Regions from separate parts of the Mus musculus genome. Here regions 1 and 3 are each linked to region 2. The links are chromatin loops, found by intact Hi-C in ENCODE. Cell type or tissue: heart. All regions are shown on one strand.

The links. Peaks named below come from ENCODE experiments on the same cell type or tissue, not always from the same donor. Only the 100,000 strongest peaks of a DNase experiment are listed, where the experiment ranks them.
Region 1: it touches region 2 in a loop (4-fold over the local background); 3 of 42 quality-filtered maps call a loop at or near these places.
Region 3: it touches region 2 in a loop (2.1-fold over the local background); 3 of 42 quality-filtered maps call a loop at or near these places.

What each region holds. Positions count from the first base shown.
Region 1 is chr5:129,513,980-129,516,479 of GRCm38, reverse strand. It overlaps Sfswap (splicing factor SWAP), which reads right to left. Exons shown (of 18, transcript NM_172276.3): 6 at 1,615-1,727; 7 at 329-464. Among named protein-coding and RNA genes, the nearest start is that of Sfswap, 14 kb to the right of the region's middle. In heart, no CTCF peak of the experiment used is centred here; no DNase peak of the experiment used is centred here.
Region 2 is chr5:130,253,326-130,255,825 of GRCm38, reverse strand. Sbds (SBDS ribosome maturation factor) reads left to right here and starts at 296. Exons shown (of 5, transcript NM_023248.2): 1 at 296-616; 2 at 1,758-1,887. The coding sequence starts at 489. It also overlaps a transcript of Tyw1 not described here. In heart, a CTCF peak has its summit at 1,323; DNase peaks (open chromatin) are centred at 285 and 1,335; H3K4me3 peaks cover 1,818 bases; H3K27ac peaks cover 1,290 bases.
Region 3 is chr5:130,022,783-130,025,282 of GRCm38, reverse strand. It overlaps Asl (argininosuccinate lyase), which reads left to right and starts at 902. Exons shown (of 17, transcript NM_133768.5): 1 at 902-989; 2 at 1,187-1,241. The coding sequence starts at 1,230. It overlaps Gm40334 (a long non-coding RNA gene), which reads left to right. Exons shown (of 3, transcript XR_868562.1): 3 at 89-155. In heart, a CTCF peak has its summit at 1,433 (motif pointing left); a DNase peak (open chromatin) is centred at 892; H3K4me3 peaks cover 1,339 bases; H3K27ac peaks cover 995 bases.

The DNA.
Region 1 (2,500 bases), 740 kb after region 2:
CACCAAACAACTCTAGAGCAGAGCACACTGCGCTATCTCCCCAGTCTCTGCTTTTGTCAGTCTTAAGTCTGAGCTTTGTTCAGCACAGCAAGGTTTTGAAACCTAGGTGCTACTTCCCAGCCTCTGCTGCTTACTCTTCTGCCCTTGCCTGACTCTTCCTGTCAGGAATGCAGAGCCACAGGCCAGGCAACCATGCCCTCCAAATCCCTCCCTCCTGGAACACAGAGGTCTGGGGAGTGATAGCTCCACACCAATGCTCTCAGGAGAGCATGAGAAGCAGGGCGGTGGCTGCATGCTGGATATACAACAGGGCACGCTGGGTACTCACAGTCTGCCGTGTACTCCACCTGGGAGGGCTGAGCAGGTGTGCCATCTGCAGTGGGTGGGGCTGGAGCTGAGCTGTCAGCTTGTGCTTTCCGGACAAGGGCTGCTAGAGGGTGATCCGGGTCCACCACCTTCAAGGGCTAAGAACAGAGAAGACATTTGGCCTTAGCACTTTCGACATTCTGTACCATATACAACTTTGCTGTTGAGAAGAGACTCAACCTTATGGTACTGTCAGCATGTCTTAAGAAAACCTCAGTACACATTCAGATACAGTGAAAGCTGCCACTGTAGAGGCAGAGTCACTTACATCAGACCCAGAAGAAAAAAACAGGAGCCTCTAGAGAGGCCATGGAGGCAGAACTACATGTATGAGTCCAGTGTCAGAAGCACGCCTGAGCACAAGGACACTCCCATAAGCACACTTGCCTTGATGCTGCCTGCTCAGTGCCGGCCTACTGGCTCAGTATAGCTCCTGTAACTCTCCTCCTTGCACCTCTGAAAACCACCACCCTCAATCCCTCCTCTGAACACGGCTCCATCTGTGAGAGCACACACCCAAACACAACTTTCTTGGTAAGAGCCAATGTTATTTAGGCTGGGGACACACAGAAAGGTTCTATCCAGTTGAGGCCAAGTGCTCCAGCTGGCTGTGAGCACCAGAGGAACCAAGTGGGTTTCATCTCCGTAACAACTTCTAGGCAAAGAGCAAAGGAAGCATCAAGACCCGACAGCAACTCACCAAAGTGCGCATGACAAACTCACAAACTTCAAACTCTCTTAGTGGAGCTTCTCATCAACAGCTCTCACCCTCCTCAATCAAGAGCCAGTCCTCCCAGACATCAACTACACTCTGTGTCTGTGGAGACGCTCATAGATTCTGCCTTCTACATCACAAATGAGTCTCATAAAGATGAGAGGAGGGCCAGAGCAAAGCACGTATTTAGGAACTGTCTATGAAGGGAGCCAAGGCTCCAGGAAGCAGACATTTAAAAAACTAGAAAATCCAATCCTACTAAATTCCAATCAACAGAACATAACAGCTTCCAAATCTTCACCGACACTATTTATATAATAAAACAGCCATCGCTTGCTTGTGAGACCTGTAATGCAGGCATGGAGGAAAACAAACGCTTCATCACCACATGGAACAGAGAAATGCAGACACCTCGGTGATAAAAAAAGATACAGCTGTACCATAGGATATGGCAGGCTTTGTGTTTCCAAACGTAAAGGAATAGCAATTTCCTGACAGTGTAAACACAGCCTAGTGAGGGAGGAGATAAAGACCTTCATCAGCTCTTCCAGGCGGCTGCTCTTCTTGGAAGCAAAGAGAGACGGGTGCAGGTAACTCCCATCTTCCTCATCATCTTCCTCTTCGTTGTCAGAGGTTGGCCCAGACTCTGGAATTGAATTCAAGATGTTGACTATCAGGTTTGATGGCACACATTTGTAATTCCAGCATTCAAGAGGCAGAGGCAGGTAGACAGTCACAAGTCTCTGGGCCAGCCTAAGACTCTACCTCCCAAAATTTATCATTTTGGTTTAATTGTTAACATGTATCAAATCATCACTATATTCTATAAATATGCTCCTCAAGATCATATTTAAAGAGATTCTGCTTGGTGGTAGATACTTGTAACTAATCCTAGCACTGGGAGGTAGAAGCAAAAGGATCAGAGTTCAAGGCTAGCCTGGGGTTCATTAGCTACAGTTCCAAAGACAAAAATAAACACAGGGCTAGAGAGATGGCTCAGCAGTTAAGAATATAACTCTAGCTCCAGGGGACTCAAAACCTTGGCTTCCATTGGTACCCAAACATATGTGGCAGAGACTCAAAAAGACACGAACACATACATGTAAATATTTGGGTCCCCCTCCTCCCCGAAAAAACCCAAGGTTTGTGGGTAGCCCTGGCTATCCTGGAACTCGCTCTGTAGACCAAGTGTGACTCGAACTCAGAGATCCCCTTGCCTCTGCCTCCTAAGTGCTGAGATTAAAGATGTCTGCCATATCAGAAAACAGATCTTGCCATCTTAAGTAAACAGATAAATCTTACATTAAAAAGACAGACTGACTGACTAACTTTGGGAGCCAGTGAGTTTGATCCCCAGAATTAATCTGGTAAAAGCAGACAAATAACTCCTGCAGATTACCCTCTGACCCCACATGTACG
Region 2 (2,500 bases):
ATCCGTAACGAAATCTGATGCCTTTTCTGGAGTATCTGAGGACAGCTACAGTGTACTTACATATAATAAATAAATCAAAAAAAATTTTTTTTTAAATTTAAAATGAGCGCAGCCTCTGAACTCTGCAGAACTATTCAACCAAAATATCATGTTTCCACCCAGATAATAAACATTACTCACCCATAATAGGTAGGCGTAACTGGCGCCTGTAAATGACGTCATCACAGAACGACCCGCCTTCCTTTGAGGGTGGAACTAGAGGGCGTAAAAAGTCACGGCGCGCAGGCGTGGTTGCTTTCTTATCGGCTGCCTGGCTAGTGCGCCACTTGACGCATGTGCAGTAGGGCAATCGGGCGTGCGGTAGCTTCTTCCCTGGTAGGTTCCGGAAGAGCCGCGCACTCCTTGGGCGTTAAGGGTTCGCGCGCCGCAGGGTCGTTTCAGCCGAGCACTTGGCGTCCCCTCGAGCTCGAGATCTGTGAACAGCCACCATGTCGATCTTCACCCCCACCAACCAGATCCGACTGACCAATGTGGCCGTGGTGCGGATGAAGCGGGGAGGGAAGCGCTTCGAAATCGCCTGCTATAAAAACAAGGTCGTCGGCTGGCGGAGTGGCGTGTGAGTAATCCTGTGCCCAGAGTTCGGCGGCCTGGCCTCCCTAACCCCGGCTCCTGCGACCCATCGGTACCTTTCAGGCCTGGTTTACCCGATTCGGATTGGGTTCTGCTTTGGGATTTTGTTAGTATCATAAAAACTGCCAACTACAAACGCCATCAGAGCCGGGTGGGACCGATGGTTTAGGCCTGTAATCCCAGCGCCCAGGAAACTGAGGCAGGAGGATTGCTGCGATTTCCAGGCCAGCCTGGAACGTGTGTGTGTGTGTATGTGTATGTGTGTGTGAGAGAGACCGTGACCGACCCTGTACTAATAAAACAAAGCTGCGGTCAAGAGGACCCGAAATTGCAGTAGCCTCTTGGATTAAATGTTTAAATCCGGCCGGGCGGTGGTGGCGCACATCTTTAATCCCAGCACTTGGGAGGCAGAGGCAGGCGGATTTCTGAGTTCAGGGCCAGCCTGGTCTACCGAGTGAGTTCCAGGACAGACAGGACTACAAAGAGAAACCCTGTCTCGAAAAAAAACCAAACCAAAACAAAAAAAGACAGGAATCCAACATTCCAAATGCTATCTCCAAGAAGAGAAACATTATGGTCATTTTCCAGGGATAACAATCGGGAAGCTAATCTTACACCTACAAATCCTGAAATTAAAACGTCACACCTCAGAATCCCCAGTTTCCCAAAGTGCGTAGTAGTGTCTTCGCTACTGCCATCTAGGGACAGATATTCCAGGACAGAAGAAACACCACTCCCCACCACACCCTGAGTTTCCTTACATAAAACAATGATGTAGTTTTTCCCTCTGTGGTGAAGTGGGAGAATCCAGATACTGTCCTTCGCAGGTAGCCACCAGAGAGAGAGTGTGGTGTGTGTGTGTGTGAGATTTCTCTTTTTTTTTTTCTTTAGGGTTTTTGTTTTGTTTTTTTTTGTTTTGTTTGGTTTTTTTTTTTTTTTTTTTTGAGACTGGCCTCAAACTCCCAATTTCCCTGCCTCTGCCTCCTAAATGGTGAGTTACAGATGTGCACATCACACCCAGCTTGCAGCACTTGCCATTTCTCTTGTTGCTATCTTGTGTTTAAATGTGAGTGGATTTTCTACTATCCAGTGGATTCACATAGGACTTTCTCTCCTGCCCTTTCAAGGGAAAAAGACCTTGATGAAGTTCTGCAGACCCATTCAGTGTTTGTAAATGTTTCCAAAGGTCAGGTTGCCAAGAAGGAAGACCTCATCAGTGCATTTGGGACAGACGACCAGACTGAAATCTGCAAGCAGGTAGGTCCTGCCAGGTGCAATGTAACAAAATCTCACGATGGTAGGCAACATCTGGACCACTGTGTTTACTGTTTTTCTTGATGAGTTTTTGTTGTTTTAGCATTTGTTGGGTCCCTCCCACCTCCAGTTTATATTGTTGGGCAATTTGGGGAGGTCTGTATGGTATTTGTCTGTTGCTATTTTTTTGAGACAGAATCTCACTCTGTAGCCCAAGCTGACATCAAACTCAGGGGATAGCCATGCTGGCATGGAACTTCTGATTCCTCCAGGGACATGCCACCTCACCCACATCCATTATAATAGCATGCAGTGATTAGGACCGGAATCCACTACTCCAGATACTATCACAAAGAAAAGAAACTTACTATGGTCATGTTTCTGAAATAATAATTGGGAAGCTAAGCCTACAAATACTAAAATGAGTACTACAGGTCACACAAACACCCTCACCCACCCTCCTCGGAATCTCCACTTTTACCCAAGTATGCAGTATCTTTGCTTTGGCTATCTAGGATGTAAGCCTTCACTCCCTACATAAAACAGTGTCGTGGGTTTTTTTGGTTTCAGTTCCCCCCATACACACACCCCAAGATGAAGTGGGAAAATACACAGA
Region 3 (2,500 bases), 230 kb after region 2:
CACATTCCTCTAGTCTTCTCGCCCGTCTTGAGTAGAAATACTGAGACCACAGATGAGTCCCACAGCCGACCTTCTATATGATTTCCAGGGATCGAACTCAGCTGGCCAACCTTTCAAGGCTAGCTCTTGTGCTGAGCCATCTCTCTAAGCCCTGGATTCAAAGTCTTGACATTCCTACCTCAGGCTCCCGACTGCTGCGATCGCAGGTATGTGCTAACAGTTATCACAGGTAACTTAGCATTTAGCAGATATCTTTCCACAGCCTGACTGCCAGCCTTTTTTTTTCTTTCTTTTTTTTTTTTTTTTTTTAATTCCATAACCCAGGCTACCTTGAGCTGGCTTATGCAGCTCAGGATGACCTAGAACTTCTGACCCTCCTCCATCAATCTCCCGAAAGCCAGGACTACTGGCGTATACCACCATGCTTCATTAGTAGTCTGTATTGGCCTGGAACCTGAAGCAAGCCTTTTGCCTCAGCCTCCAGAGTACTGGTATAACCGGCATACAAAACCATACCTGATTTAGCATGATTTACCTCTGCCCCCTACTTTAAGACAAGGTCTCACTCTTTAGTCCCTGTTGCCCACCCCCAAGCCCCCTACCCCTACCCCCCACTCCCCACCCCGGCCGGCCTCTGCCTCCCAAGTGCTGAAACGGTTTTGAAACAGGTTCATCTGCAACCCAGGCCTGGAACCTCCAGCAATCTTCCTGCCTCAGCCTCCCGGGTGCTGCAGGGATGACAAACCTGTCGTCTGTCTTCACCTCAGCAAAGGTTTTGTGTGCTTGAACCTCAGTACAACTAGTGCTGACTCCCTGGAAATCACCTCTTCCTGCTGCTAGTAGCTTAGCCAGAGGTGGTCCCGCCCATAAGCGTGATTGATGAGTCACACCCACCTCTCCCAATTGGCTCTACTCTTCCAGGAGGCGGGGACAAGACAGAGGGGCAGCGGACGCCATCCGGACCAGAAAAAGCCAGGAGAGACCAGAAGGTAACCTGGTCCCTGAGTGTCTTGATCCACTAGGTCCAGGGAACGTGGGACAGAGGGAACAAACAAGAAGGAACGCGAAGTCTGTGGTGCGCTTGCTGAGTGCTGCCCACGTCCTGCAAGCCGAGCAGGTGTCCCAACTCCGTCCCTGCCCCGTAGACCTCCCGAGCCGAGTTGGTCAGTGTGGTCTTGTCTTCCAGATTCGTAAGACAGAAGCTCCAGGAGGAGGAGGAACCGCCCAACATGGCATCAGAGGTGTGTAGGACTGAGGGGACCTTGCAAAGGAGCGGGGAGGAACCAGTCGGGTTTAACCGCGTATGGGGGCCATCTCCTGCCACACAGACCTGCAGTGATCCTGAAATTCCCGACCACACTTCCAAAGACTGGCTTCACGTAGACTCAGGGATGTCCGCGTCGTTATCTGCCCATCCAGCGCCACCTAGTGGCTTATGTAATGATCTCACTATTGGCCACTATGTCGGGCGGTTTTCCCCGTTTTTTTTTGTTTTTGTTGTTGTTGTTTTGTAGTTTTTTTTTTTTTTCTCGTTTGTTTTTTGAGACAGGGTTCCCATGTGTAATCCTGGAACTCGCTCTGTAGACCAGGCTGGCCTCGACCTCAGAGATCCACCTGCTTCTGCCTCCCAGAGCGCTGGGATTAAAGGTATGAGCCACTGAGCCCTGCGTTTTCCCTTTTTAAAGAATTATTTTAAAATGTATATTTGTATGGATGTTTTGCCTGCATGTATAGACGTCTGTGAACCCCGGGGCTGGCTACTCCCTATGTGGGATCTAAAGGAATGGAGTTACAGATGTTTGAGAGCCACCATGTGGGTGAAGACCAAACCTCCATGCTCTTACTGGCTGAGCCCGGCTCTCCAGCCCCTGTTTTTCTTTCTTTGAGACAGTGGCTAACTTTTAGCCCAGGCTAGACTGGAATTCACCTCTACTCAGACTGGCCTTAAGCGTCTGACAAGTCACCTGCATCCACCTGCTGAGTGTTCAGATTCCGGGTGTGACCTACCACATGAAAGCTTTCCACTTTTTTTTTTTTTTTTTTTTTTTTTTAGCATTGTTTGTTCGTACATAAGTATGTCCATGTGAGCTCTCATACATGTGGTGATCAGAGGACAAAATGTGGGAGTGGATTCTCTTTTCAACAGGCTTGGCAGCAAGGGCCTTTACCCAGTTAGCTACCTCATCTTCCTTACATACCGCTTTTCACCCCACATCCTCTTGTCAGGCCCCACCCAATAGGATAACTCTCTCCTCCTATTCGCTTGTTCCCATGTATAGGAAAACTTGAGTCCCTAAATTGTCCTTGAGGTCCATCATATAGAACCGGCCAGGAGGGAGGGACCTCTCTCCGTGGCCCCAGTGACTCCCTAGGGTGTCGCTGTCCTCTCCTCTGGGCCAGGAATCCCTGGCTTGTCTTCCTATTTAGTGAAAGGTGTGCAAGATATAGGTCTCCCGTGGGCTTGGTTGGTTTAGCTGGTAAATGGAATGATGACAGCTAT